Linked DNA regions of Mus musculus: region 2 is linked to region 1. Evidence: chromatin loops called from intact Hi-C (ENCODE). Cell type or tissue: left cerebral cortex. All regions are shown on one strand. Each heading gives the region's core, and the rest is flanking DNA. Links, peaks and the distances in the headings are about the cores only.

Evidence for each region. A loop is a pair of places that touch in the nucleus more often than their neighbours do. Peaks named below come from ENCODE experiments on the same cell type or tissue, not always from the same donor. Only the 100,000 strongest peaks of a DNase experiment are listed, where the experiment ranks them.
Region 2: a loop joins it to region 1, with 3 times the contacts of the local background. A loop is called at or near these places in 14 of 42 quality-filtered maps.

The regions. Positions count from the first base shown.
Region 1 is chr11:119,496,995-119,511,835 of GRCm38, forward strand. It overlaps Endov (endonuclease V), which reads left to right. Exons shown (of 9, transcript NM_001164636.1): 3 at 2,533-2,667; 4 at 2,852-2,891; 5 at 3,597-3,709; 6 at 5,299-5,367; 7 at 5,705-5,833; 8 at 8,097-8,173; 9 at 10,208-14,471. The coding sequence ends at 10,433. Among named protein-coding and RNA genes, the nearest start is that of Endov, 13 kb to the left of the region's middle. In left cerebral cortex, for the core only: a CTCF peak has its summit at 6,870 (motif pointing right); a DNase peak (open chromatin) is centred at 6,888; H3K27ac peaks cover 250 bases.
Region 2 is chr11:119,615,458-119,630,298 of GRCm38, forward strand. The region is part of intron 1 of Rptor (regulatory associated protein of MTOR, complex 1); the gene reads left to right. Among named protein-coding and RNA genes, the nearest start is that of Rptor, 20 kb to the left of the region's middle. In left cerebral cortex, for the core only: no CTCF peak of the experiment used is centred there; DNase peaks (open chromatin) are centred at 7,742, 9,702 and 10,726.

The DNA of each region.
Region 1 (14,841 bases), core at 2,535-10,534:
CAGTACACTTAACCATTAAGCTATCTCTCCAACTCCTCTTAAGAAACCAAAGTCATCACACTAAATCTGAGCATGGTTTGGAAAGGGCATAACTGGTGTTTAGGACTAGGCTAATTTGTGAGATGGAAGAGATGTTCTAAAGTTAGATTCGGGGGCCTAGAGAGACTGCTTGGTTGTAAAGAATGCTTGCTGTGTCAGTGTTCAGCACCACATGGCATCTCACACCTTCTGTAACTTAGTTCTGGGGAATCCCATGGCTCTCTTCTGGCCTCCATGAACACTACACATATGTTGTGCTTACAGAGTGCAGACAAAAACACTTTTACAATAAACAAAATATGTAAAGTTAGATCATAATGCTGGAAACACCAGAACTCACCAGTTATACCCTCTTGAGTTTTGTAAAGTGGAAAGTCACAGTAAAGCTATTAAATACCATTCCAGAGCCACAGCCCATTTACTGGGGAAACCCATCTCCCACAGCAGGTTCCCCATAGACTAACCCTGCTTGGAGAATTAATAGTCCACCTTTAGACGGTCAGGAATTCTTTCCTCAGCATCCTTGACAGATGGCAGCCTATGGGTTAGCTCCTCCCATAGCTGGCCATCTGTACCCAGTGTGTCCTTTTTCATGGGAAGAAGAGACTTCTCTGTCTGAGTTTTCCTCATGAGTGCTGGCAGCAGTGCCTGCCCTCCTACTGTTGGCTGTTTCCTGTTTGCTCTATCCTGAAGGCCACAGTAACTTACACTGCTTCGTTTGCTGGTGGCCCCTAGTGTTGCTGTCAGCGGCATCCATCTCTGCACCTCACACCTAACGTACCTAACTAAACACAATTATCTAGCAATTATAATTCACCCAGTGTGATAAGTTCATGTGGGTCCGTGAATCTCATATCCACGCACATCTGTGTAAGTTGAGCTTAAGACACTCTAAGCACTTTCCTTAATTATTTTTTGGTATTACAATATGATTACAAATCTTCCCCTTTCCCTTCACGCCCTACGAACTCTCCCGTTTACCTCTTCACTGCTCTCTGTGGAATGTTCCTTGTATGTGTGTGATTTCAGGATTGACCATTGGTTAACCAAAGAGGTGTGCTCTTCCCCAGGGCAGACTATCTCTCCTGCTTCCAGCATTCCTCAGTGGCCTGTGGTTCTTTGTCTGGGGCTGAGGCCTGCTGAGCTCTCCCCTGTCCCTGTCCAAATGTCTGTCTGTGTAATCCACCTGCAGGTCATTAAGGCAGCCATGTTGGTGGGAATTCATGGCTGCAGCTTCTGACATTCCTAGGAGACACAGTCTCACGGCAAACATGTTCCTCTAGCTCTTAGAGTTTTACCACCCGAGACTCAGTGGTCCCCGAGCCTTAGGGGCAGGAGCTGTGTTGCAGGTGTGTGTCGGTTGGGCCTGGGAGCTACAGCACTGCATTTGGATCAGTTGCGCTTGTCTGCAGTGGTCTCCATCCTTTGCTGTCTTGAGTCAGAATCTGAGTGGACACCTGACTTGGAGTCATTGCAGCTTTGAGAAGTTTCTTCCTGCATCACTTGTGGAAGTGTTAGGAGGCCAAGCCCCAGCACACAGTAGCCAGTTCTCTAGGCGTGCTTAGGTACAGATCCAGCCTCAGGGCCCCTTGAGAACTGTGCTAGAAGCTCTCATCAAGAGCCTGGGTGGGGAAATGTTCTGAAGAACACAGTAGGAATGGGTCTGCACAGCAGGCCAGTGAGGCTGGTGGAGGCCCTGTGCTGTGTGCAGAGCCCCTTAGTGCTCAAGTGAGAAGCTGGCCATCTTCATGTGATAAGGTGCTTTTAGTTTGAAAACTAGTCTTTTTGTTAGAGAAGACCTAAGAAAGGCCCTGGGTTGTCCCCAGCTCCTCCTGAAAGCCATCTGGTCCCCTACTTCCTCCACGCCTCCTCACAGAATGCACAAGACCTACTGTCCTGAGCTCTCCTGAGTTTCCCCATTCTTTGGGGCTCTGTTCTTGCAGCTTGCCTGGCTCTAAAGGCATTCTTTGCCCATCTCCAAAATGTTCTGAAGATTTCAGAGCCCTGTCCTACTTGCCTGGCCTTTTCCCCATGGTTTTTCTGAGGTGCATTCAGTACTGCCAGGCTCACAGGGTATACTCATCCAGGGTATACTCTGAGCCTTCAGCAGGTGGTCAGCTCACATTGACAAGGAGTGAGCCAGGAGTACAAGGAGCAGGTCGGCCTGAGGCTGGCCACCACCTCAGCCAAGCTCCTAAAAGAGATGAGATTCGGGGGTGCTGCTGCTCCTCATACACTCCAGGCCCTAGGCTATTCCCTGTACACTAGGTCTTTGGGGGCTCTCATCCACACCAGGTCCCAATGCAAGCACCTGTAAGATGACACTTAAGTTGACTCTCCAACACCCACTTGCAAGTGGATCATTTCACCCTGTCTTCCAGACTCTGGGCTAATCCTGACCACAGGTGGAAGCCATGGGTGGGAGGCAGAGGAATGAAATGGAACAGGTGGTTGCAGCCAGCATCTGACCTGTCCCTGCTGCCTCGCTGTCAGGTGGTGTATGAGGACAGCCGCATGGTTGGCCTGAAGGCCCCCTATGTGTCAGGCTTCCTGGCCTTCCGAGAGGTCCCTTTCCTGGTGGAGTTGGTACAGCGGCTGCAAGAGAAGGAACCAGATCTCATGCCCCAGGTAGGTGCCTCCTAAGGTGAGGAGAACCCCTCTGCTTGTGCTTAGGGAGGGAAGGTCCCCTCAGACCACTGCCACCCACAGAAAGAAGGGGATAAGATTTTTAAAAAGCAGGATCCCTGTTGCCATCTCCCCTTCTCACTGCCCCAGGGCAGCCCAGCTGACTGACTCCCCTGTGGCTCCGTAGGTCGTTCTTGTGGATGGAAACGGGGTGCTTCACCAACGAGGTAATTCTCCTAAAAGAGTCAGATGGGTGCCGTGAGAGAGGAGAATGTTTTCCACCACCTCTTACCCCACCCCTTTGTACCCACTTACCTCCCACAGTACCCTACACTGGCCTGTACCCAGTACCTCCTCTAGGCTGACCCAATGCCTACAGACTAATGACTGAGCTCAGGTTACCTCCATTCCCACACTGGCCCTGAGCTACCTGCAGGCTTTGTCCCTATGCATGCCAAGGCACTGTACACTGGCTCTTGCAAGTAGGGCATGAGGGAGCTATTGGCCTTCATAGCCATCAGGAATGAGAGGGGTTTTGACTAGAAACCATAGGCCCGGAGCCAAAGGATACACAAATGCTAATCTGGACAGCAGTTCTGGGCCAGCAGGCAACTCCTGGGTGTATGTTCCCAGCCACTTCAATCCAGATATGCTGACAAGGCCCAGTCCATAGGTGACCCGTCTGCAGAGGCCTGAGGACAGCAGCAGATGGAAGAGGGTGAAGGGTCATGAGGATCTGTGTGTCTTAGTTCAACCATGCTGTCAGAGGAGGGGGCTTCCCACACCCTTCCTTGACACTGGTGCTTTCAGGACAGAGGGCCCATTCACAGTGCAGTCAGTTTGGGCCAAGAGTCTGCGTCTATAGATGAGCGATTGTGGCTGGCTCCCATCCCATCCCCGCCACCGTACTCTCGCCCTTTGCTCCCCTGCAGGCTTCGGGGTGGCCTGCCACCTTGGTGTCCTTACAGAGCTGCCATGCATCGGGGTGGCCAAGAAGCTCCTGCAGGTGGATGGACTGGAGAACAATGCTCTGCACAAGGAGAAGGTGAGAAGGGCTTTGGGACTCCCTGTGACTCAACCAGGTGTGCCTGTGTTAGCCACCTCTTGGGGCACCTCAGCTCCAGCCTGGCCTGCTGGCACACCCTCACGTCACTGGTGTCTTACCCAGAAGCAGACCCACTTTTCCCTGGGCACTGCCTTCCAAGTGCCTCTGGACAGTTCAGAGCAGTGGCTCAGCTCTCATAAGCTTCCTGGGTGCCTCCCACCATGTTTGTCTCCCCTACTTCCTTGCTTCTGTGCCAGGATCACACGCACGCAGGGCCATGTCCTCCAGTCCCCGGGGACAGGGTTTCCAGGTTTCCATATCACACTAGCCACCTTCTTCCCTCCGTGGTGTTCACAGTCAGCCTGCAGACCCTGCTTACTGTCATTGTGACTGTAGTCCTTGCTCTGCCCCCAGTGTACCATTTTCTACCCTAGATCCTCACTTCATCCAGGGGAAGCCATTGACATAATGTTTATCCCACAGAACGAAGTTCCAAGAGACCTGACTGTCTCTTTCCTAGTTCCCAGGAGCCTGTGTAGAGAGTGAGTTATGTGTTGAGCTGGCAGAGTGGACAGACCCAGGTCCGCTCATGGCAGCCTGATCATGGCAGCCTGATGGATAGATGTACTGGCCCTCCCCACCCAGAAGGAAGGGGCTGTGGGTTGACTTGTGCCAAGCCCCTAGCTAGAAAGGAAGCTTTCAGGAGGTGGCAGCTTCAGCCTGGACATGGACTGCTGTGCCCAGTGTCACCTGTGTGCCCTCCACCTGCCTCTTGGGGCCTTGGCAAGCCACAACCCTTTTTCTAAGCCTCAGTTACCAGAGTAGATGGAACTTCATGGCAGCGACCTCAGCACAGTCACCAACATATTCAGTGTGGCCCCTGTGGGGTCTGGGAGGGCACCTTGCATCCCTGCCTAGGCCTTTGAAATGAAATTTGCTGGGCTGGGGCAGTGGCTCAAGACTTAGAGTACATCCTGCTCTTGCAGGGCCCACTCTGGGCTCCCAGCTCCAATGCTGCATAGCTGACGACCATGGTAACTTCAGCTCCCAGCAATCTGATGCCCCAGCTTCTCTGAGCATCTGCCCTCATATCCCCCACAGACATCTACGCATGCCCTGTTCTTAAAGATAATCTTTTAAAGAATCAAGTTTGCCCTTCAGCTGTTTGAGAAGGGGCAGTGGGTTGAGGGATGGCTCCATCAGCAAAGTGCTTATCCTGCGTATAAAGACTTGAGGTTGGTTCCCATTAGCCATGTAAAAAGTGCTGAGCATGGGGGCCGTGCTTGTTATGCCAGCATCAGAACGGCACAAAGGCCTCTTGGTGAGCTCCAGGCCAATGAGACTCCTTCCCGAAGAAGGTGAACGATGCTCCTGAGGATGGTGTATCTAGCCGACCTGCACTTTTGCTTGGGATTTGATTGTTTGTTAGTTTGTGTGAGATGGAGGTCTCACTGTGTAGTCCTGTCTAGCCTCAAACTCACAGAGCTCTGCCCTCTGCCTGTCTGGCGCTGGGACTAAAGGTGTGCACTAGCATTCCTGCGATACATGTTTTTAAAAAGGTATTTTTACAGTTTTTTTCTGTTTCCCAGATTGTGCTCCTGCAGGCCGGAGGAGACACATTTCCTCTGATAGGCAGCTCTGGGACTGTCCTGGGAATGGTGAGTGGCCAGAAAGCTGTGCCTTGCCCAGACTCGGGACCTAGGCCATGCCACAAGGCAGCTCATGCACACGTGCACACGTGCACACATGCACTTTGTGGGGGCTGGACCCTGTTCCCTACATATCCTGCGACCAACCAGGGTATGCTGTGTCACATTCTCCTCTGGCTACCCTCACCCCATGTGCCACCTGAAGATGCCTGAGGGCCAACAGCCCCAGAGTCCTTGCACCCTGTGAACTCCTTCCAGCCCTCCAGGACATCCTCACAGCCTCAGTCCTGAGGCTGGTCCTGCTCCACAGCAACGTTGCCCATCCATGCTTGTCCTCCTTCCACAGGCCCTGAGGAGCCATGACCACAGCACCAAGCCCCTCTATGTCTCTGTGGGCCACAGAATAAGCCTGGAGGTCGCTGTGCGCCTCACCCACCACTGCTGTAGGTTCCGGATCCCAGAACCTATACGCCAGGTATGGGGCTGTGGTGGGAGTGGGAGAGTTGTGTGTGTGTGTGGGGGGGGGGGACTGACATTGCCACCTAGTTGTTTGTCTTTTATTGCTGTGATGAGACACCATGACCAAGGAAATTTTTACAAAGGCACTCATTTCACTGGAGCTGGCTTACAGGTCCAGAGGTTCAGTCTGTTATTATGATGGGAAGCATGGCAGCATCCAGGCAGGCATGGCACTGGAGGAGCTGAGAGAGCTCTACCTCTTGTTCCAAAGGCAGCTGCTTCCAGGCAGTTAGGGTAAGGGTGTAAAGCCCACGCCCACAGTGACACACCTACTCCAACAAGGCCACACCTCCTAATAGTGCCACTCCCTGGGCCAAGCATATACAAACCATCACACAGTCTCACTTGGGGTGGGTCTCTGCAGGCATCTGAGGACAGATCCCCAGGCCCTTGATGAGAGAGCCTGAAAGCAGGACAAGTTGGACGCAACCCTTGGTCAGAGGATCTCACAGGGTCATTCGGTGGCTACATTGAGGAAGCTAGTGCTTGTGCCAGAGACACCAATTGGGACCCCAGGCCATGGCTCTGCCAGACACCTGTTACCTAAGCTGCTGTTCAGGGACCCAGAGGCTCAACACTGATTAACCAGTCATCTCACCCTACAGGAAAGCAGCATGCAACTGAGATCCCAACATGCACCTGTCACGTGGTGGTGCCTGTCCAAACCCTAGGTTGAGAACCCAGGAAAAACCACTCTTTAGAGGAGGCTAGGACAGTCCAGACTCTGGAAAGGCACTATCAAAAGCCCTGGTTCAGGAGGAATTTGATGCATTCGAGCAACTCAGCCACAGCAGGAAGCGTACAGTTCCAGGGCTCACTAGCAAGGGACTTAGAGCAGCTGCTGTCTACATCAGCTGTGGGACAGTTTTTCAGGTCACAACTCCATTCCTTCTGGAGGCTGTGAGGTCTTTGGGAGGTGTGAAGGAAGGGCTACAGGCTGGACTGCCCAGAGCCTGCCTAGGCTCAGCCCTCAGGAGAGCTGCAGGTGCACAGGATGGCCTCCAGGGGGCAGCAGCAGGCAGTGCATCCTGTGATGCTCAGCCCTGCTCCTGGAAAGGCTGCCCAGAGGTAGCCTCTGAGAATGAGTGAGTTCTTGTCATCCCCCAAGGAAGGCCTTCTTTAACTGAGTCCTCATCTGGGGTGTTACTGCTGTTACAGGTGCAGTGGTCTCTCAAGCCCCAGAAGGCCTTTCCCCTTCCATCCTGGCCATCTAATGAGAGCAAGTCAGCGATGCACTCCCTTAGCACCTGCAGCCCAGAGCTGTGCAGCCCCAGACCTGCATTGTTAGCCGTGATGTTTCCCAGAGTTACAGTGGTTTCTGTCCTAGCAAGTAAGGGGGCAGCCTCCTGCAAAGCACCTGGAGTACTGGAATCCAGAGCACACCTGTCACATGTCACAAGAGAGCCTCCCAAACCCTGGGCACATGCAGAGCGAGCACGTGATGGCCTAGCCTGGGAGCCCAGGTTGGCAGGGAGGAAGGGAATAAGGCTCTGTCGGCCCGGCAGGACGGGCTGTGGCTTTTGGCCTATCTTCTTTCCACTGGCCCCTCAGCAGAGCACCCTCCCAACAATTCCACTTCCCCAAAGTTCTCCAAGAAGGGCTTAGTGTCTGTCTTTAGGGTCTTCCTTCCCTCTGCTCTGGTGCAAACCCGGACTCTGGTACAGCCCAGGACATCCCACTGCCCACGGCCCACTTCCCTTAGCTGAAGAGCAGCTGCTGTCTGCAGGATTAGCTATTGCTGTCTGTGAGTCTTGTGATCCCAAAGCTAAGCTAAACCCATCTGAGCCGGGACCAGGGGCTTCCTGAGGCCAGGCTCTTAGAGGTGGAGGAGGGGGGTGCATATTCAGATCTGAGTCCCTCTCTGTGGCTCTACCTGTGGTCCCCAAGCCCTTTTTTATTAGCGTAACTTGTCAACCTTTCTGGAGATGAACAGGTGTCACAGCTGACACCCATCAGAGGGACAGCCAGTGAAAACGAACAGTCTGAGTCAGAGAAGAGGCTGAGCATCCTGGAAAAGCAAGAGGTCAGGTCCCTCAGCCTTCACCTCAACCCCGAGGGTCTCAGCATCTCTCTGCCAACTACACACTGGCGGGGCTGATTCCCCAAAGGACATGATGAGCCTGTGTGGGCTGCCCCTGAAAGAGTGGAATGTGCTTCCAGGCTACTGGGGATGGGAAGACATGCCCAGGGCCTGGCTTACACCTGTGTGTATCCTTCAGGCTGACATCCGCTCTCGAGAGTACATCCGAAGGACTCTAGGGCAGCTTGGGGTGGCTCCTGCACAGAGAAAGGACAGGTGAGTGTGGGAAGGACACCGGCAATGGGTTGTGTATGAATCCATCCTGTCCTTGATGCAGGGTTGTAGCTTAGGGCCACAGAGTGAGGCTGGGCCTGGTAGGGGACATAGGGAGGGGATCCCTCAGAGACTTCAAACATAGTAGGAACTCTCAAGAAACCCCACTCCTTTGGCTCAGCTGGCCCAAGGCCCACCTCCAAACGTGGTTGCTATCCGAGTTAGGGTTTTTGTTGCTGTGAGGAGGCACCATGACCAAAAGCAAGTTGGATTGGAAAGGGTTTGTCTTAACCTTCTGTGTCCTGTTCATCACTGGAGGAAGTCATGACAGGAGCTCAAGCAGCACAGGACCCTGGGGGCAGGAGCTGATGCTGAGGCCATGGAGGGTGCTGCTCACTGGTTTGCTCCTTGTGATTTGCTCAGCCTGCTTCTTATAGAACCCAGGACCACCAGCCCAAGGATGATACTGCCCACAGTGTGCTGAACCCTCCCCCATCGATCACTACACCCACAGTGTGCTGAACCCTCCCCCATCGATCACTACACCCACAGTGTGCTGAACCCTCCCCCATCGATCACTACACCCATAGTGTGCTGGACCCTCCCCCATCAATCACTACACCCACTGTGTGCTGGACCCTCCCCCACAATCACTACTCCCACAGTGTGCTGAACCCTCCCCCATCGATCACTACACCCACAGTGTGCTGAACCCTCCCCCATCGATCACTACACCCACAGTGTGCTGGACCCTCCCCCATCGATCACTACACCCACAGTGTGCTGGACCCTCCCCCACAATCACTACACCCACAGTGTGCTGGACCCTCCCCCATCAATCACTACACCCACTGTGTGCTGGGATACCCCCCCCATCGACCACTACACCCACAGTGTGCTGGACCCTCCCCCATTGATCACTACACCCACTGTGTGCTGGATCCTCCCCCATCAATCACTACACCCACTGTGTGCTGGACCCTTCCCCATTGATCACTAGTTAAGAACATGCTCTGGGGCTGGTGAGATGGCTCAGTGGGTAAGAGCACCCGACTGCTCTTCCGAAGGTCCAGAGTTCAAATCCCAGCAACCACATGGTGGCTCACAACCATCCATAACAAGATCTGACTCCCACTTCTGGAGTGTCTGAAGACAGCTACAGTGTATTTACATATAATAATAAATAAATCTTAAAAAAAAAAAAGAAAAGAACATGCTCTGCTCTAGGGGCTTGCCTGCAGCCTGATCTTAAGGAGGCATCTTCTCCATTGAGGTTCCCTCCTGTCAGATAACTTAAGCTTGTGCCAAGCTGATATAAAACCACCCAGTACAGCTGCCTAGCCTTTTCTGGTCCACTTTATCTGTCCAAAGGTCCAGACCAGGTCTCCCCAGAAAGGGCATGACCTTTGGAGTCAGGCATGGTTCTGTTTACCTCATTCCCTCGAATGCCTGTCTCCCATCACAGAAGTTCAGTCCTTCGAGCTTTGAGGTAGAGCGAGTCTGTTGTCATCAGCAGTCTCCGCTAGGGACACAGGACTGGCATGAGCTCTTTACACAATGTGGTATTACTAGAACAGGCCTTAGGGAAGTCTTGCCAAGAAACAGGTACTGTGATCCCATCTCATGGGTGGGGAAGTGAGACACAGGGTATCAGCAATAGAACGTGGTACATATGGCAGCTTCAGTTTTGATCCCTGCCTCTGGTGTGCCTCATACCCAGGGAAAGACAAAGGCCCTGCCTTGGGTGGTGCACAAGTAGTGAGGGGTGCACCCCTCATACTCATTTCCCTGAAGCTGGGGGCTGTTCCTGGGCCACTGGGCTGTTAAAGAGCTGAGGGTATGGGCAGCTGGCCCTACCCCACTTCACCATTGAACTTGGCTAGCCTGAGGGTACAAGAGTACACCTGTGCAGGTGAGGACTGTCGGCCTTCCCTCTAGGCTGGGCCCTTCATCAGGCCTCAGAGACCCCTGGAGAACAAGGGGACTTCTGACACACCCTGGCTTTTTATGTTTCCTGTTTCTTGGTGTCATTACCAGGAGCCAGAAAGAGCAGAGGCCAAATGCATGCCCCCAAGGAGGCCCAGGAGCACTTGCAGATCAAGGCAGGCCTCCTGAATGCGACGGCAGAGACTCCAGCTCAGACCGGAAAGCCCCCGAGCCAGGCTTCCAGGAGCAGAAGGACCAGCAGTTGGAGGGAACCGGGCATCAGGAAGACTCGGACCTCTGGCCTCCTTCTCCAGCCTGGGTACAGTCACCACCCTGAGAAGATGATCTCTAGGAGCAGTGGAGACCTCACCACAGTCACAGGTGGAGCACCACACCCCAGAGGCAACAGTGCATGGAACTCCAGGAGGATGCAGCGGGCTTAATCCAGCGTGGGCCAGTGTAGGCCAGTGGCTGCCAGCCTCCTCCATCACTGGCTAGTCAGTGTGGTCACCATGCCCCAGCAGGACCATATTCCAGACCAGGAAGCACACACAAGCACCAAGAGTACATGAAGGACTTCAGGCCTCGGGTGCCCAGAGGCCCTGCGGTTGGCAACCTGTGCCAGCAGCTCTGCCTTGCCCTCTTGGGAATACAGACCTGGTTCTTCCTGGCTTTACCCTCATGGGTCACTCTTACTTCACCATCCCAGCCACGGGAGACTGTCATCCGTGTCATAGCCAGGCTGCAGCCCCCAAGGTGCCTGTCCTCAAGCTTGTTTGCCGCTGAGCTTGAGGGACCTGCAGTTGGGAAAGCCTCAATCCTGGAGCAGGCTCAAGAGTGGGCGATGGGGAGTCAGCTGCACAGAGGGTGCCAGATGGGAAGCCGGTTGAGGCCCATGGTGAGAAAGCCCCAGGCTCGGCTCCTCACTCCTCTTCCTGCCACCCTCTCACCAGAGAGCGTCAAAATCCCATCCCACTAAGAAGGCGGGTCTGTTCTAGCCTGGTGGCTTCTTGTCTGGGTGGCCTTGAAGGGGCTGCTGAGGCAGGCCAACAGCAGGGCTGCAGTGCCCTCCCTGTCCTCCCACACACATTCTAGGCTCACCAGAGTGGCATCTGAGCTGGGACACAGAGATGGCACGCCTGTGACATGTCTCTTGCCCTCACCCTAGTCCCCAGATTCCCTGGAGGAGAGGTGACAGATGGTGGGGAAGCTAGCTACTAAGTCCTGTGGATACCCACAGGGGGTGGTCAGGATGGGATGACGGTCGGTGATGGGGAAGGACAGACGGGTGGTTCTCCTGTGATACCCAGGCCCATTTAGACTCAGCTGGGCTGCTGCGACTCCCTCCTAAGTCAGTCCATAGTGACTACCCCTTGGGGGTAGGTCTGCTGCTGCTGTCTCTGATGGAGCTGGTGGCTCATCCCCACTCCCTGGGGTTTCAGGTTTTGGATATAAGGAAGATAGATATGTGGTTCTGTCACCCAGTAAATGAAGTGTGGGGCAGGAGGCAGCCTCCCCACCACACACCTGGTATGTATAGGCCAGCCTCCATGGGCAAGAACCCCACGGCCACCCAGGGTGTCCGAGCAGGACATTCCTGCAGTGTCCACATCCACCCACTGGCCCTCCGCAGTCTCTCACAAACATTCTGTGCACACACACACAACCACACATACACACTCTCTCTCTCTCTCTCTTCATATTCCCTGACACTCTTGTGGAAGCCAGAGCTGGAGGGCCTACAGCTGGCCCCACCATCTGCCTTCCCAACTTCCAGACCTCTCCCTTCTCAAGCCCTGTCAAGACAGAGTTGTGGAGGGGGAATTTGGAGGTGGGGGAAGGAAAAGGCTGAAGCTCAACCACAATAGCTCGAACCATTGAAAGCTTAGATGTGAGGTGAGAAGTAAGGCAGCCGAGCTTGAGGGCCAGCACACAGCATCCTTGTTTGAAGGGAAGCTGTTTAGAGAAGTAGGGCCCCAGAGGCCAAGGCCATCAGTCCTTAAGACCATCCTCACAGATGTGGAGGAAAACAGCTTACAGAGTCCCCTGTCCAGGCCTCACCTGAGCAGGTAGCTCCTCCCACTCCTGTGAGACACCAAAGTGTGGCTGGGGACCCAGCCTGGTCACCCCATCTCATCTGTTCAACTCTTAACAGAAGACCTTCCCCAAGACACAGAAGTCAGGCCTGATGCTGCTCAGCTTGGCACCTTCCAACACTCAGACTCTCCTCAGCCTGGGCAGAGTAGCTCTCCAGGCTGCTGTACAGGCAGACACTGCCAGGGGCCCACTCCCCACATACTGAGGAGCAGGGCAGAACCTGAACGTGGCCTTCTAGACAACTTTTATGTGATTTGTTCTGAAAGAAAATCCTTTCAGTCATTAAAATACAATTTGTTTTGCACAGTGGAGTGTCTGGGGAGCCTGAGACCAGAGTCTCTGGGCATGGGCTCAAGGCAACCCTGAGTAACATAGGCCTGAGGCTTTGTCACAAACAAAAAGGATTCATTACCGTGTACAGCCATTATCACGCTTGCCTGCGCCAAAGCATTTCTATTGTCCCAAAGACAGCCCTGTACTATTAGCTTCTAGTACTCTCCCATACCCACAAGGGCCTGTCAGCCCAGCTGCCCCGCTGGGTGTGTGTGGCAGCCCAGATTTTACCTGGCTGAGCTGCTACAGGGAGCTAAGATAGTGAGGTGCCAGGGCCAGGGGGATGCAAACTGAAGGAGCAGGGTGGATAGAACATAGAGTGTGGGCAAGTCTGGGGTGGGGCGTTCAGACACCCCAGACACCGGTGCTTGAGGGCAGGGGGCCCTAAGTGCAGTGGCGTCTCAGCTCCTTCCCGCAGAACCTTAAAAATAGGGCCGCAGTGATGTCCATCTCAGCAGACCACAGCTCTCTAGAGCTAAGAATATTCTTGAACCTCTTAATAATTCAAGTCAGATCCAAATAGATTTTCATATTCATCTGCAGTTTCTGTGCCCCTTCCCAGCATCCCTACCCCTGTCCGGCAGCTGGGAGAAGTTGGCTTCCAGGGGGAGGCAACCTAAACTAGCTGCTGTGTCTGTCACTCAGGACCCCAGTCATCCCCATTTCCTGCTCATGGGACAACAAGAATGGTGGACTGCCAGGGCTGGAGCCGCCTACTATGATCTAGCCATGGCCAACCCTGAGGAGAGAGGCCCAAGCCATCATGGTTCCTACATACCAGACAGGCCAGGCTAGGGAACCTTGACCCTTCCTCAACACCTCAAGAGAGCCAATTGCTGTCTCCTGGCTTCTGGGGAGCCCATATGCTCCTTAGACCCCAATGGGAGCATACTGTCCTGCCTCCTCAGAAGAGTCCTTGAAGGGCTAGGTCTCGGGTTGAGACCTGGGGATTGCATCTGTACAGGGCTCCAGCCCCAGGTCTCTGTTCTTGAATGCTAAGTGTGCCTGGCCAAGTCACTCTGCCTCTGGGTGACTCTTTCCTTGATAGTGAGATGGTGGGTGTAGTGTCTCCAGAGTCAGCAGGATATCAGCCTGGACCACCTTCCCCTCCCGAGAGTGCCAGGGTGAACACCCCCCCCCCAAAAACCCACTTGTCAGCCAAAGATCTGGTATCGAAGGTGAGGAGCAAGCATCAGCGTCGTAAGGTAGAGGCTTACCCACCTGGCCCACTCACCCCAGCAGCAACCCAATCCAGCATCCCCACTGCACTGCCCTAACCAATTGATTAATTAAAAGCAGAGGCACAGAACAGCGGCACGGGACCACTGACTTGCAGATGAATGGCCCAAGAAGTAGTCAGGTGGGTGTCGCCGTGGTGATAGAATAGGACTCTGGTTCCCATTCCCCACACAGAGCAGGCGCCCGCTGCTCCAGGTCCTTAAAGGCTCCTGGGAAATGGGAAGATAAAGTGCAGGAGCCGGGACTCCAGGCAGAGGCACCTGGATCAGGTCTTGATGGAGAGGGTGTAGTTTGGGCTTGGGCTGGGATTTTGTCTTGTTTTGTTTTAACAGGGTCTGATCACAGCAGAACTGGATGACCTTGAGCCTCTGGTCTTCCTTCTCCCAGCTCCTAGCAGTGGGGCCACATTGCAGGTCTATGCCACCACACTGATGCTGGAGATCAAAGCCAAGGCTCTGTGCTTGCTGAACAAACACGACCAACTGGGCTGGAGAGGTGGCTCAATGGTTAAGAGCACTGACTGCTCTTCCAGAGGTCCCGAGTTCAACTCCCAGCAACCACATGTTGGCTCACAACCATCTGTAATGGGATCTGATACCCTCTTCTGGTGTGTCTGAAGACAGCTACAGTGTGCTCATATACATGAAATAAATAAATCTTTAAAAAAAAAAAAAGAAAGAAAAAAATACACTACCAACTGAATGACATCCCAGCTTGGTTTTACTTTTCCTCCTTTAAGTCTCTTTGATGGTGGTTTTCAAGTCAAAGCCAACTCCTGCATTGTTTGGCTTGTAGTGAGACGCCTGCACCTTCTTGCCCGAGTCCCTCTCACAGGCAAACTTATTTTAGCATATGATTGTTTTCTTCATTATTTTAAAAGCATTTTTGTGTGTGTCTGGGTGTGGTATGTGCATGTAACTGTAGTACTTGAGGAGCAAGAAGAGGACCTCACACTGGAATTACAGACTGTTGTGAGCCATGTCGTGAGGTGGACTTGAGTGCTGGGCACTGAACTCTGCAAGAATAGCAAGTGCTTGAGCGCTCTTCCCTGAGGAAGCACCTCTCCAGCCTCTGGG
Region 2 (14,841 bases), core at 3,618-11,617, 120 kb after region 1:
AAAGTTCAGTCAGATTGTCTCTTATGGGGAAGCATTTTATGCCAAGTAGATTGTGGTTGATTCTGTAGCTGACTTTCTGTGATTAGGTGACTTATGCATAGAGACGTGTTTTGAAAGCAGTATGAATGCTTTCGCAGTGGGATGCCTTGGACTTGATGCAGTTGTCGTAATACAGCTGTGAGCAATTTTAAAGTCTAAGGACCCTGGCCTTTATAGTACTGTCTGCTATAGCACCCCTCCTCTGCACCTGTTCTTTGATGGATTCCAATAACCTGCTTCCCTGTTGCAGAGAAGGCATGATGGCATGATGTGACCTCAGAGCAGTGCTGTGGACAGGGAGGGATGTGTGTCCCATGTACTGTCCCAGGAGCTCCCCAAAGCAGGCTGTTAGTTAAAACAAACGACTCAGAAGAGCCTGCTGCACTGCTTCATTTTGGCCTCTTGGAAGTTGTGTTAGGTGAAAGACTATTTGCCTATGGAGGAGTGTGTGGACAGATAGGACTGGTGGGTAGGATAGGAGATGGAGGTGAGAGAATAGTAGGTATGATGTTTTGTTTATGTTTTTCTGGAATGGAAGTTTGTTTTGTTTTGTTTTTGTTTTTGAAACATAGGACAAACCTAGCAGATTTGAGTGCTCTGCCCCTTACATCCCAGCCCCTGGGATTATTTTACTATGATCAGTTGTAAAAGAAAAGGTTACCTTATATTTGGTCTTCTGTTACTTCCTAGCTGTCTCAGGTTTATGACACTATATCTTTCTCTTAACCAGGTGACCCTGCTGAGGTTGTTACTGTGACATATAGTGACATAGGAGCTGGGAGGGACAAGCTTCTAGTCCTCCGTCTTCCTTGTGTCGATGCTGTGGATATTTTATGTTTTAACTGTACATGTTTTAAGCCCTACACTACTCTATTTTATTATTAAGCAGTTGATTATTTTTAAACACATTTAAAAATTAGGAAGTACCTTTATATTTCCTGTGTATTTATGTTTTCAATTTTCTTCTCTTTGTGTAAGCTGAGTTTAAAAGTAGCATTGTCCTTCAGTCTGAAGAACTTAAGCTTTAAGCTTTTGGGTCTACTGCAGGAGTTGGGTCCTTTCCAACTCTCTTTGCCTCTCCTCTGCTCGCTTCTTCTTTCCTCTCTTCTCCCCTCCCCTTCTTATCTATCTATCTATCTATCTATCTATCTATCTATCTATCTATCTGTTCTTTTGAGATAGGATCTTGCTATGTAGTCTAAGCTGTCTTTGAATTCATGGCTGTCCTCTGCATTAGCCTCCCCAGTACTGGGATTGCAGGTATATCCTCTGCTCCATTGTTTTTCTAAGTAGTTTTTGATTGGGATAAAAACACAGATCACATTGCTTACTATTAGGTAGATTACAATGTTGAAAGATGATTCTCTAAGAAGTTACAGTGGACTTCTATTTTATGTGTTTAAGTGTTTGCTTGGATGTATGTGCACCATGCGTGTTGGATTCCCTGGAACTGGAGTTAGAGACACTTGTGAGCTGCTTTGTTGGTGCTGAGAACTGACCCAGGTCCTCTGCCATGGCTGCTAGTGTTCTTAACTGCTGAGCCATCTCTGCAGCCCTGGATTTTACTGAGTAGCTTACAACAATAAAGTTTAAGATGGCTTGGTCTACCAGACTAAAGTCATGGTTCCCAGATGAGGAGCTGCTGGTCTAGAATCCACGCTCTACCTTCCCCTAGGGGGTGGTGGGAGGGATGTCCTTTGTAAAGCTGGCAGGTCAGAGGTGAAGCAGAAGTGATTGTTATTTATGCTTTAGTAAGGCTCAGGTCCTCTCTGGGACTGTGGTAGCTCCAGGCTGGACCCTTCATCACAGTCTCAGATTTACTTACTCACCACCTTAAAGGCTTAGCTCATTGTACAAACTTTGTGCTTTAGCCACCAACCTCTTGCAAGGACTTGCCCATTTACTGACCTGTTTTGTATTAAAAGCAGGCCTGTGTAGCCCTACCTGATTTCTTTTTTAAAAATTATGAACTGACTATTTCCATATCAATCAATATTTGTAAAAGGAACATTTGTGAACCCAGCCCCTCTTCAGAAAAGAGGACATCTCAGTAACCTGAGTGTCCTTGATGCATCCTGCCCTGACATCTGTTAACTCCTCTGTCAGGAGCAGTTAGCATCTTACTTCTTTGAGGCGTATGCAGCACGGATATTGACTAGCTGTGTTGACTCTTGCCTTCCACGCACACATTACATGTGTGTTCCAGTTCACCTGCCCTGTGCTGAATGTGGACATTCCTGAACATTGCAGTGCATAAAGCAGAGTGGGTTCAGGTGGTCAGGGACCAGGTGCTGTGCCATTGCTCTAGCCGCTGGGTTGAGCTTGGTGTTAGCTCCTGAGCCACAGTTAGTCAGTCTCAGGACAGCAAGATCCCCCCATCCTCCTCCCCGTGACTGCTAGCACTGCCTGAGAAGCCATGTAAGTGTTCTTTATAAAAGCTTTAATATTTTTTTTAATTAGGCTTTTTGATTTAAATAGCTTAGGGTTAAGAGCTTCAGTCACCAGGCACTCACATGGCACACAGACATGCATGCAAGCAAAATACCTATACAGGTAAAATACAATAATTATGAAAAAATTTAAGTATATTTATTTGTGCATGTGTAAAAGTCAGAAGACAGCTTGCAAGAGTTGGTTTCTTCCTCACCCTGTGGCTTCTAGGAGATGGAACTCAGACAGTGTCAGGCTTAGCACAGTGGCAAGGGCCTTCCCTCCCTCACCTCCCTGGCTCTGTGGATTTAGGCTTTGTTGTTGTTGTTTTTTATTACAGTTTTTTTTTTTTTTTTTTTTTTTTTGGTGTAGTCCTGGCTGTCCTGGAACTCACTCTGTAGACCAGGTTGGCCTCAAACTCAGAGATCTACCTGCCTCTGCCTGGGATTAAAGGTATGTACTAACAGGCTCAGCTTTTACCCCTGCCCTTAAAGGGGAGTCTGTCTGTCTGTCTAGGTTGGCCTGAAACTCTGATGCATTCTAGCCTCACCTCAGACTTGTGGAAATCCTGCCCTAGCTACCACCTGGCTTAAGGGATAGATTCTCAAGATGGACACTTAGTGTGAGTCTCCAGCCATCTGTTTCCTTGGTGTTAGTTCTGGGAGGTGACTGTCTCATTGATTCTGTACATTTTCCTGCAGTGATGTGGTTCTTCACTTTAGATTATTTTGCTTTTCACTTTGAATTAAGTAATTTGTTATTTAGAAGTATTTTGTTGTTCTGTTTTTGCGGTGGGGTTTCATTATGTAGCCTGCGCTAAAGTCAATCCCAGAATCCTCTTGCCTCTGCCTCATGTATATTGGGATTATGGGTGAGCACAGGCATGCTTATCCTGCTTTGTAATTTGTAGCATAGGTGAGATTTTCTAGGATGAGTTTGATTTTTTTTTTTTTTCAGTTGCTTGTGATTGAAGTCATCTGTGATGGCTGCCGAGTCATCCTTGGCTAGTGCACTTGTGGTTAGGGGCGCCTGTGGACAGTACTGTCCTAAGTGGATGGCGCCCCCTAGTGTTGTGGCTCGTACAGCTTGCTTTACAGTCTAGTGACATTGAAATGAGTTTCATGGTCTCAGAAGGCTGGTTCGTTCTTTCTTTCTTTCTTTCTTTCTTTCTTTCTCTCTATCCTTCTGGTCAGTGCTTCCTGCTGTGGTTGTATTCTGAGGCTGTGCTGTCATGTTATACACTCTGAGTCTGCATCACTTGGAAGTGGCTTTTTAAACCCATAACAGTGCTTTTTACTTCAGATCTTTTTGGCCTTGTTAACACCAGGCACCGACCAGGTTCTCTGTTGCTTATTTTCCATCCCTTTATGTAGGTCAGTGTTTCTGTATCATTTTGTGCTCCATATGTCTGTGTAAACAGCTATTAGTTCAGCCTGATGATCTGTCTGTCTGTCTACATGATTCAGGGTTTCTCTGTGTAGCCTTGGTTGTCCTGGAACTCACTTCCAGGACAACCAGGCTGGCCTTGTACTTAGAGATCTGCCTGCCTCTGCTCCCTGAGTGCTGGAACTAAAATCATGTGCTACAACTGCCTGGCTTGATTTTTATCTTTTAATTAAAGCAGTTAATTTTTTTTTATTTAGTCCTAAATCTAGCATCTTATTTATACTTAAAAAAAATGCATTGGAAATGTCTAATCTCTCTCCTTTACTCTTTGTGAAGTAACCTGGCCTTCTTCTGTAACAGCAGTCGAGGCAGCACAGAGGAGAGGAGAACAGTTACAGCACAAGGTCCCAGAAGTCATTTCTTTTGTTTGTTTCTGTCTGTGATTGGTTTATTCCCAGCCCCACCCCCTTGAGTTTTGGGTGGGATTCCTCATTTTAATGGAAAGATTTTAGAATTTCTTCTCACAAGGGCTTGGTGACATCAAATTTATTACTCAGAAAATATCTTTATTCAGCCCCGATTCTTGAAGAATATTTTCCCTGATATTTCTTACAGGCTTGTAGATGCAGTCTCACTAGGGGCTTCTGTTGATGTTAGCTAGGTGAAGGGCCTGGCTAGTTGGCAAGGCGCTTCTCTTCATGTTGGCTGGCTTCACTTCTCTCCACTGCTTTCAAGAAACTTCCTGTTTTCTCGGGGTGGGTGGGTATTTCTGCCCATTTTACCTATGAACTTAAAGGATTTTTTTTTTTTTTTGAGTCTGTGATTTAGTGCCTTCATCAGTTAAAAACAACCACCACCACCACCCCTCAAAAAAAAAAAAAAAAAAAAAAAAGACAAACCAAAACAACCCTGTCTGGAGCTGTCGCTCACTGGGCAGTGTTTACCTAGCAAGCTTGATGCGCTGGTTGATCCCCTAGCGTGGGAGAACCCTGTGTGGTGGTGGACACCTACAGTCCAGTGTTCAGGGAGCAGGGGCGGGAGGATCATGCTGAACTCCTAGTTAGAGTATACCTCTGTCTGTCTGTGTTGTCCTTTGTCTTTTTGCTCTTTGTTGTGATGTCCCTCCATTTTCTTCTCCCAGTGTCTAAACTGCTGCCTGTTGTTATCTGAATCCCCCCCTCTTAGATTCTAGGTAATTCTCTTATTTATTACTAATTTACTTAAACTAGTAACCATCCTGTTCCAGTCTTTCGGTGTGAGGATGTAGGTGTCCCCAGGCATGTGGAGGTCACATTTGCCTCCATGGCAGTTCCATCCTCTGGCTTTGGGGGCTTCTGCTGCTTCTGCTGGACATCTTCCCGCACTTGTTTATTCCTGTGCTTTGAGACAAAGTCTCACCACTATGTACTTTTCTCTGGCTTCAAACTCACAGAGATCCATCACCTCTGCCTCTCAAGTGCTGGAACTAAAGGCCTGGCCACTACACCCAGCTTGCTGTTTCTTCTTATTCTTTGTTTTTTGTTTTTTTTAATTTATTCATTATGTATACAGTGTTCTGCCTTGCATGTGTGTCTGTAGGCCAGAAGATCTCATTACAGGTGGTTGTGAGCCACCATGTGGTTGCTGGGAATTGAACTTAGGACCTTTGGAAGGACACACAGTGCGTTTAACCTCTGAGCCAGCTCTACAGCCTACTCCTTGTTTTTGTTGTTGTAAATTATTTGTGTGAGTCTGGAGGAGCCTGAGAGGAAGGGTGTCTGTGTTCACGTGGAGTCCCTGTTTGCTTCTACAGGCAGTTTGGGTCACTGTTGTAGTCATTGTTCTATTGCCATGAAGAGACACTGACCAAGGCAACTCAGAGATGCCCTGTCCCTACTTCCTCAGCGCTGGATTACAAGTGCACACACCACACCTGGCTCACTGACCAAGACATCTCTTCTCTTCTTCGTTAGCTGATGTTAACCATTTCCTTCTCAGTCTTCACCTTACCCATTTACATCTGGTTTGGAGGGTACCTCGGAAGTCATGAGATGTTGGCTGCTCAAGGAGGGAGTTGGAGGTCTGAGGGTGAAAGTGATTTGCAAAGGCACAGTGTCCCCCTGAACTCAGCCCAGCTGTCCCTAGAGTGGGCTATTCTGGTGAAACCGGACACCTGCCAGATGTGGTTTCTGGTCAGCAGGATTTTTCAGCTGCTCAGTGCTATTAAGTGACAGGACAGTCTTTATCGGACTCTGTGGGTTCAGAGCTGTGTCTGAGTTGATGTGTTATGAGGGCTCTTGGCATCCAGAAAGATGACAGAGAACCTGCTGCACATGTCAGCAGAAGGCTTTATGTAAGGAATTAGTTTGTCAGGATTTTAGACTGAAAGAAAGGAAAACTTGAGATGTTGGAAGATAACAGCAGGAGGTAGCCACCCCTTCCCCTAGGGCCTGGACAGAAGTTAGAGAAGGGCCTGTCCCACAGGTGGGGACAGAGATTGCTGTTGGCTGAGGTGAGTCCTCACAGAATAAAGGAGCTGGGGACCCAGGAGACAATCTGACAGAAAGGAGTGCATTGTGTTTTTTTTTTTTTTTCCTTCTTTTTTTCTTTTGCCCTCCTGCCTTTTTCTAGGGCACAGGAAGTTCTCTTAGAGAGGAAGCAGGACTTGCCGCAGACTAGTCAGGCTGTGCCTTCACTCAGTCCTTCTGCCTGTACTTGAGCTTCCACGGGCAGCAGCAGTTAGTCTTGTTACTTGTTTCTCCAAGTGTTCATGCACGCACCCTTCCTGGGAGGGAGTGGCACTAGCTAAGGTCAGAGCAGGTTTTCTGCTCTGGCTTCTTAGTCCCCTTCAGGCTGTTGCTTTGATTGCAGAGTCACAGCCCACCTTGGTAGCCATCAAAGGCTCTCTGGACTCTTCCTAGTCTTGTGGCTAGAGATTTGCTACATTGACACCGACCATCTGCCCAAGGGATAGGCGCCCCCCACCCCCCACCCCAAGTCAGGCTCAGACCCTCTCACTTCATGTCCTGCTACATGTCACTCACTGGGAGCTGCCATTCTTTCCAAGGGAGTGTCCTTTTAAAACATGGGAAGGAGTTAAGATATTTCAAAGAGGTTGGTGATTATGTAGCTGAGAAATGTTCAACCTTTTTTACAACCATGTTCTTCCTCAGGCTGTTGGTAGTGAAGTGAATTCAGTCAGGAAGGTTGCAATGACGTTCTACCTGAGCTTCTTAGATTAGCCTTTACTCTGTTAATAATTTTAGTGCCAAAGATTAGGACTGTGGGAGTATGCCCAACAGTGTTGTGTGGAGTCACCGGACACATCTGTGATTGACTGCTCTGTCTGTATTTTAGAGCTGGAACTTGAAAATCATCTCTTGACAGCCATTTGGAAAAGCAGGGCTGGTCACCATGTGTGAGCATGGCCTCCTTACTCCTGGCTCTTTCCTGATTGATCTTAGCTCCATCATCTGGGGGATTTCCTTGGAATCATACATTTTTAACTACAGGGGTAACTGTCATGTATGAAACTCATTTCTACTGTTAGGCAGGCTGTTTCTGGATTTTTCAATAATTTAAATAATTTTATGTGGCTGTCATATAGTTCACTGAGAGCATTTGCCTAGCTTGCCAAAGCCCTGGGCACTGAAAAAGAAAAAAAAAATCAGCAACTTGGGGCTGGAGAGAGAGCTCCACAGTTAACGGCACTGGCTGCTTTTCCAGAGAACCTGGATTTGGTTTCTATCCACCACATGGCCACTTAGAATCATCTGTATGTAACCAGTTCCAGGGGATCCAGTGTCCTTGTCAGTCCGTTGTCATTTCTGTGGGCAAGAATTTGGAAGTGTGCTGATCAAGTTCATTGATGACAAGAAATGGGAAAGTACAGGAACGGAGTGGGCGTGCACACCATGATTAGCATGATTCAGAGTGTGAAGTGGCAGGAAGTAGTGAAGTGTAATGTGTGCTCTAGTCGAAGTCCTGCCTGTAGAGCACTAGTTCTCACCCTGCCTAATGCCGGGGCCCTGTAATACAGCGTCTCTTGTGGTGACCCCTAACCACAGAGTGATTTTTGTTGCTACTTCATAATTGTAATTTGCTACTGTTATGAACGTAGTGTTAGTATCTGTTTTCCGATGGCCTTAGGCAGCCCTTGTGCTGTGGTCATTCAACACCCACTAGGGGATTGGGACTCACAGGGTGAGGATCAGTGTTGTAGATTCCACCCCCTCCCCAGTTCTGTTCCTTTTTCTTCCTTTTTACCTTTGTTCCTTCCTTCTTCCACTTTCTATTTCTCATTATTGTCCAGTTGTGAATAAACACTTAACTGTGTGAAGAGCATGGGGCATACAAAGCTGCGTGTGACACTGCCTCCACGGGTGGACAGAGTGCCTGCTGCACACGCTTTGCTTCTTCTGCACACTCAGCTGTGCACTGAGATGTTTTTTTTTTTTTCTTGATCTTCTCTGTGAGTAGCATCCTCAGAACAGAGCATACACAGGCAGTTTCTAAGAGATCTGGAAGTGGTCCTGTGCCTAGTAGCAGACAGCAGCAGGGAAGGCTCTGAAGGATCTAATGGTGCTCTTCAAGGCTAGACCAGCAGTTTCTGAACTTTAGGAATTAGGAGATGGCTTCTGAGACGACTGTGCAGATCCCTTACTGGGGCAGACTTGGCTGATTTCGAGCCTGTCCCAAGAGATAAGGAGCTTTCTGTGCCAGGCAGAGGATGGCTGACGCAGGGCCCGTGGACGGCAAATGGAGCACATCTAGGGGAGAGCACGGCTGATTCCCAGGGCTGTGGGCTTCGATGGTTGGCTCTTGAATTACCCATGTAGTTTTCTGTGAAACAGGCTGCCATGCTGCCATTGCTGAACACGATTGATGAGAGGTTCTCAGTGTAACCAGGTTGTTCCTGTCACTGAGAATTTAGCTCCTGTGTCCTCACCTGTTTGCTCCAGGTGTATGCTTGGCTCTGGTCATGTGTATCTGATCTTATATATTTACAGTGGACAACAGAAGATGGGTAGTTTAAGTCTGTGTCTCTTTTTAAATTTAGAAAATGAATCAGGACTTTGAATGCATGATGGTACCTGCAGTGTATATCCAGTGTTCTGCCTCTGTCTGCTGGGTACCAGTAGGCTCTGGGTAGGCTCTTATAGCAGACACCTATGAATCCGGTTGCAGTGTTCCTCTGTTAAGCTGGTGGTGGCCTTGGCCTGATGTTCCTGGTGGTGTGGAACTTAAAGTAACTTGGATCCTGTTGTAACAGGTGCTGAGTTCCTTGGCAGAAGGATGTTGTGAAGCTGAGCAAGCAAAGGTCGGTTGTGAGTGTCTGGGGCCTTTCCAGATTGTTGGCCCTGAGCAAGCAGAGGTCGGCATCGTGTTGCCAGAGAGAAGCAGGGGTGCCTCCCAACTTTTTTGCTGCTTTGCATAGGTTTGGCTCCAGCTGGTGATGGTATGTGAGATGGAACTGGGTAGTGCCTGGTGGCCAGGTCCTTTAGGTGTGTCCTATCTTCAGAGCCATAGTTGTGTGACCTGGGTGCTGCAGTCTTTCTCAGTCGTGAAGGGAATTGGTCAGTATCCTGGCTGTGCTGTGGTGAAGTTTACTTTCCCTTTGTGGGACTTAATCGAGAGCTACAGAGAACTACTCATCTGGGAGTTTCTCAGGAGGGCTGTGACATGTGAATTTTCTTTTTGAAATTTTAAGGTTAGAACTCAGGGGAACTAAAAGTAAAAGAGTAAGGAAATGGCTAGCTGTAGGGCAAGCTGTGAATAACCAAGCCAAAGAACCTGGGCAGGCTTTCCAGCACGCAGGGGAGAGGCTGCTCTTCTGGTGCCTGTGTGCTACGGTGGGTGGGTGGAGGGAGGAGGCTGGGAGTGTGCTGTCTGTGGTGGTGGAAACCTTCCTTCCTAGCAGCCCCTCAGTTCGCAGTGATCTGTTCTTACTAGAGGCAGCTGACAGCAGCATTTGGCCTGTCACTTCTCTGTAGTTTTAGAAAATGTATGCCATCATTGTGGTGTTACTTTGATCTAGTGTTTATTTAGAAAAAAAATTTATCCTGAGAAAATGGGAATTATGTTCTGAACTTTGAATTAAATCAAGGCTTTGGTAGCTGGTGAGTCATGAAACTTTATTAAAATAAATGATCTCAGACATGTTGGATATTTACTGACAAGATGTTACCAGAGTTCAGACATTCAGAGTGAGCCACACATTATTTATATGGATTCATAAAATACCAAGCAGGCATGGGAGCATAGTGGCTGGATTCTATATCTTTCCCCAGCCCTGCCCACTGCCCTGTGAACAGGTGCTGAAAGCTGACGAGGGACGGCAGCTGGAGATGGTGGCAGGACGGACTGTGGAGGGACTCCTGGTCCCACGACAGCCGCCGGTGCTTTAGCTCATCTCTCCTTAGTGTCCCAGGGCAGTGTGCATGCCAGGGCTTCCATGGGCCACACAACTTGGGGTGCCTGTTATCCTTGGCAAGGTGGGCCTGTTCTTGGCATTTGTCCTTTTTTGTGCCTTATAACAGTAGTTCAAGGGCAGCTGAACTTAGAGTGTTCTTAGAGTGAATTCTATTCCGGGCTATTTGCATATCGTGAGTAGAGGTTTAAAGTTTGTAGTGTTTCTCAGAGCCGTGGCCTGCACCCCATAGTCTAGGAGCAGATGCAGTGCTATCTTCATCCTTTGCATGAGCATTTGTGTGGTTTGGAGCATCTGAGGCTGTTCTCAGTCAGGTCGAGGCTTCGAGCTGATGGTCTGCATAGATCATTCTGCTGTTTGTAGTGTGTCAACGGCGCTCTGCACTCAGGCAGATGGAGGGTCTGGTGAGGACGTGCAGAGGCTGTGAGGGCATCAATCCTCTGTTTCTGGCATGGGTTTAATTGTGTAGTTGGACTGGGAAGCCATATGTTAACTTCTACTTCAGCCAGCCTGATCTCCCTGCGTATGCCAGCTCTACACAGGCCTATCTTTCTCTGAAATTGAGCCTGAGAGACAGAAATCCACACTTGACTTGTCACAGACTTTGCTAAATTGAGACATGCTGAACTGATCGCTGCCTTCTACTTTACAGGTGATCCCCGTGTCCGTGCTGCCGTTGTCTCAGGTAGTGTAGTGGGCAGCGTTGCCTTCAGGATGTGCTTGTCTTATTTCTCAGTTTACTTCTTATATAACTAAACTTGAGCCCATGTCCCCTTTTCAAAAAGCAATAATGAGAAACTTCAGGCAATGTGCAGTTCACCCCTCCCCCTCTGCTTTCCAGAGCTCTGCTTCACCTCTGAGTGGGTGCTGCAGGGATTTTGCAGGTGACACTTGGCCTTTCCATATTTTCCTTTTCTCTCTCTTTCTCTCTTTCTTTCTTTCCTTCAGATTTTATTTATCTTATGAATGAGCACACTGTAGCTGTCTTCAGACACACCAGAAGAGGGAATTGGATCCCATTACAGATGGTTGTGAGCCACCATGTGGTTGCTTGGAATTGAATTCAGGACCTCTGGAAGATCCGAGAGAACTCTTAACCGCTGAGCCATCTCTCTAGCCCATATTTTTCTTTTCTTGTTCCTCTCTTGCTTGCACATTCCCATCTTAGGACACCCGGGCCCTGTTCACAGACCACAGCTCCAGTTTTGAAGTGGTGCTGACTTTAGGGCTCTGGCTGGAAGGTTTCCTCTGACGTTGGTATTTCTAAGGTCTCCTCACATGGCTAGACTTGCTCATGTTTCACATCAGATCTCGGCAGTCGTAGAAGGCACAACAGTGTGAAAGCCCCCTGCAGAAGGCTTAGTGAGGAGCTGCCTGTTGAATGAAAATATTACGTTGTCAAGAGACTGCTCCCTCTGTTTATACCTTTATGTGTCACGCCTGTGCAAAGACACAGGTAGCAGCACACAGTGAGATGAGGGTCAGGACAGCAGCTGGTGACTGTCAGGCCAAATGCACTGCCTGGTGCCCATGGCCCATGCCTGGCTTTGCTTTAGCTTGTGTAGCTCTCTCTCCCAGGCCTTATTTCTCTGAAAGTTTTATCAGTTGTTCTCTAAATTCGGTAGATAGCTTTGCCTGGTATGGGGTTTTATTTATTATGTGTTGGATGTTTTGTCTGCATATTTATCTGTACCACATGCGTGCAGTGTCTGTGGAGGCCAGTAGGGGGCGTTGGGTCACTGAGATGAATTACAGATGGCTGTTAGGAATTGAGCCTGGGTCCCCTGAAACAGCCCCTAGTACCCTTCATTGCTGAGAAATCTTTCTTGCCTCTGCTGTGGGGTCCCTGTCCTGTACTGCAAGGACCCACAAAAGGTGTAAGCTGTACTGAAGTGGAAACATAAGGGTCCCTTGGAAAGTTGGTCGGTTGGTGTTTTGCTGGAGCAAATGTGTGAAGGAACATTTAGCTCAAGTGGACACGGCGAAAGACTAAGACAGACTTGTAAAAGAACATTTCACTGAAACACACAGGAGAGAGGATGTTCTGCTAAAGTAAGTGTGTGAAAGGACACGTGATGAAGGATTCTTTGCTAACAACACACATATATTGGTCCGCCATACATTGTGATAGTTGCGTTGCATTTGCCAGGACTCCATAGAGAGAAATATAGCAAAAAACTTCCGGTGGTGTGCTATAGTTTTTGCTGCTTCCGCCCACTCAGGCTGGTTGACAAAATGATATCATGTGCTAGGACGAGACTCGTGCTGAGGCAAGGCACGTATTGAGACGAGACCTATACAGGACACTCGACGTTTGGATGGAGTATAAAAAGGACTAGATAGACAATGGCGGAGGCTGAGCTAGGCTTGCTTATAGAGCTTGTGGGTCGAGTCTTCACTGATCTTCTCTTTGCTGAGAGAGACACAGCTGAGAATGTCCCTTAGGGTCCCTCCTGCTGACTTGTGCTGGGACTGAGGCCTGGCTGTCTCTGTTAGGTCGTGCTGCCATTGCTGAATTGTGTTTGCATACCCTGACTCTACCAAACTGGGCTGTTGATGTATCCATAAAATGTTTTTGAGTGGCCAGGTGTGGTGGCACACACCTTTAATCCCAGCACTTGGGAGGCAGAGGCAGGTGGATTTCTGAGTTCGAGGCCAGCCTGGTCTACAAAGTGAGTTCCAGGACAGCCAGGGCCATACAGAGAAACCCTGTCTTGAAAAACAAAAACAAAAAAAAAATTTTTTTTTGAGTAGATTGAACTGCTGATTTCCAGACAACACAGATGGGAGTTGCTCCAAAAGAACCTTTCCAGCAGGTCCACTTCCCCGTGTCCTTTCCAGCAGGTCCACTTCCCCGCGTCCTTTCCAGACAGGTCCACTTCCCCGTGTCCTTTCCAGACAGGTCCACTTCCCCGTGTCCTTTCCAGCAGGTCCACTTCCCCGTATCCTTTCCAGACAGGTCCACTTCCCCGTGTCCTTTCCAGCAGGTCCACTTCCCCGTATCCTTTCCAGACAGGTCCACTTCCCCGTATCCTTTCCGGCAGGTCCACTTCCCCGTGTCCTTTCCAGACAGGTCCACTTCCCCATATCCTTTCCAGACAGGTCCACTTCCCCGTATCCTTTCCAGACAGGTCCACTTCCCCGTATCCTTTCCGGCAGGTCCACTTCCCCGTGTCCTTTCCAGCAGGTCCACTTCCCCGTGTCCTTTCCAGACAGGTCCACTTCCCCGTGTCCTTTCCAGCAGGTCCACTTCCCCGTATCCTTTCCAGACAGGTCCACTTCCCCGTGTCCTTTCCGGCAGGTCCACTTCCCCGTATCCTTTCCAGACAGGTCCACTTCCCCGTATCCTTTAAGAACCATCATTAAAAATAAGATTTAAAAATATTAAAGTTACACCATACTGTCCATTGTCCCAGAACATAAGATGTTTTAAATGTTATCAGTGATGCTGATAGATACCAAGCTCCCATGACCTTTGCTTAGGGCATTTGCCAGGTACTGCAATTTCAGGTTTGCAGGGTTGGGTTTTAACAGGCATGGCTACGAGACTTGCTCTACTTCCTCCTTCGGTGCTGGTGGCTCTGGGCTCCTGTTCCAGCAACAGGGCTACTTTCACTGTGATCGTTCTTGTGAGTAGGTATGCTGCTGTGATTTTAGTTCTTATTTTTTTCTTATAAGTAATTGTACTTTATGGGGCATACTGTTTGATGTATGCACACTGGAGTGATTGAGTAAATGCCTGTCATTCAGGGCTGGGAGGCAGCTCAGGTAGAATGCTTGCCTAGTATAAGGCAGGCCCCAGATTTAAGCAAGCTTCCCACAACAGCAGCACACAGGCAGGGTTTTACCACTATCTGCAGTTGCGGTACTGTGCAGTGCATCTCAGAACTTACTCCTTGGTGTTGAGATGTCACCCTTCCACCGTTGTCTTCCTAGTGCCCCAGATCCCGCCTCTGCCACTACTACCTGACACATAAAAATGAGGTCATGTGGTGTGTATGGTTATCTTCCTGTGCCTGGCTTACTGCATTGAACAACATACAACTGGATTCCTTCTTTGTGGCTCAGTAGTATCTGATATATGTACACACCACATTTCTGTTTCTCCTCTGTTTGCCTGCTAATGGACACTCAGGTCACTTCCATGTCACGGCTGTTGTAACAAATGCTGAGTGAGCATGGGAATTCAGGTGTCAGACTCTGTCACAGATGGCTGGGTGGTAGCAGAGGCTCTCCATCTTCCTTGTGGCTCTCTGACAGTTCTCTGGCCATTCGATAAAGTCATCCAGAATTTACCCCTTCTTGCTAGTCTAGTAGGAACTCTGACCTGCTCTGGAGCACAGCCTTTTGACAGGGGTGCAGTGTGGATGTCTCTCACTGTGGACATGAGTTTTCCATCTTCTCAGGATCTCTTTGGATTAACAGAAGCAAGCTCTGCTGCTGTGGCTCTCTTTAGAGTTAGTTTTTCCTGGGGCTTAAACATTTGCTAAAGATCTCTTCTCAATTTTGAGGTTAGGATTTTATCCTATGTCCCCGTCCCCACCCTTTTTTTTTTTAAATTAGATATCTTCTTCATT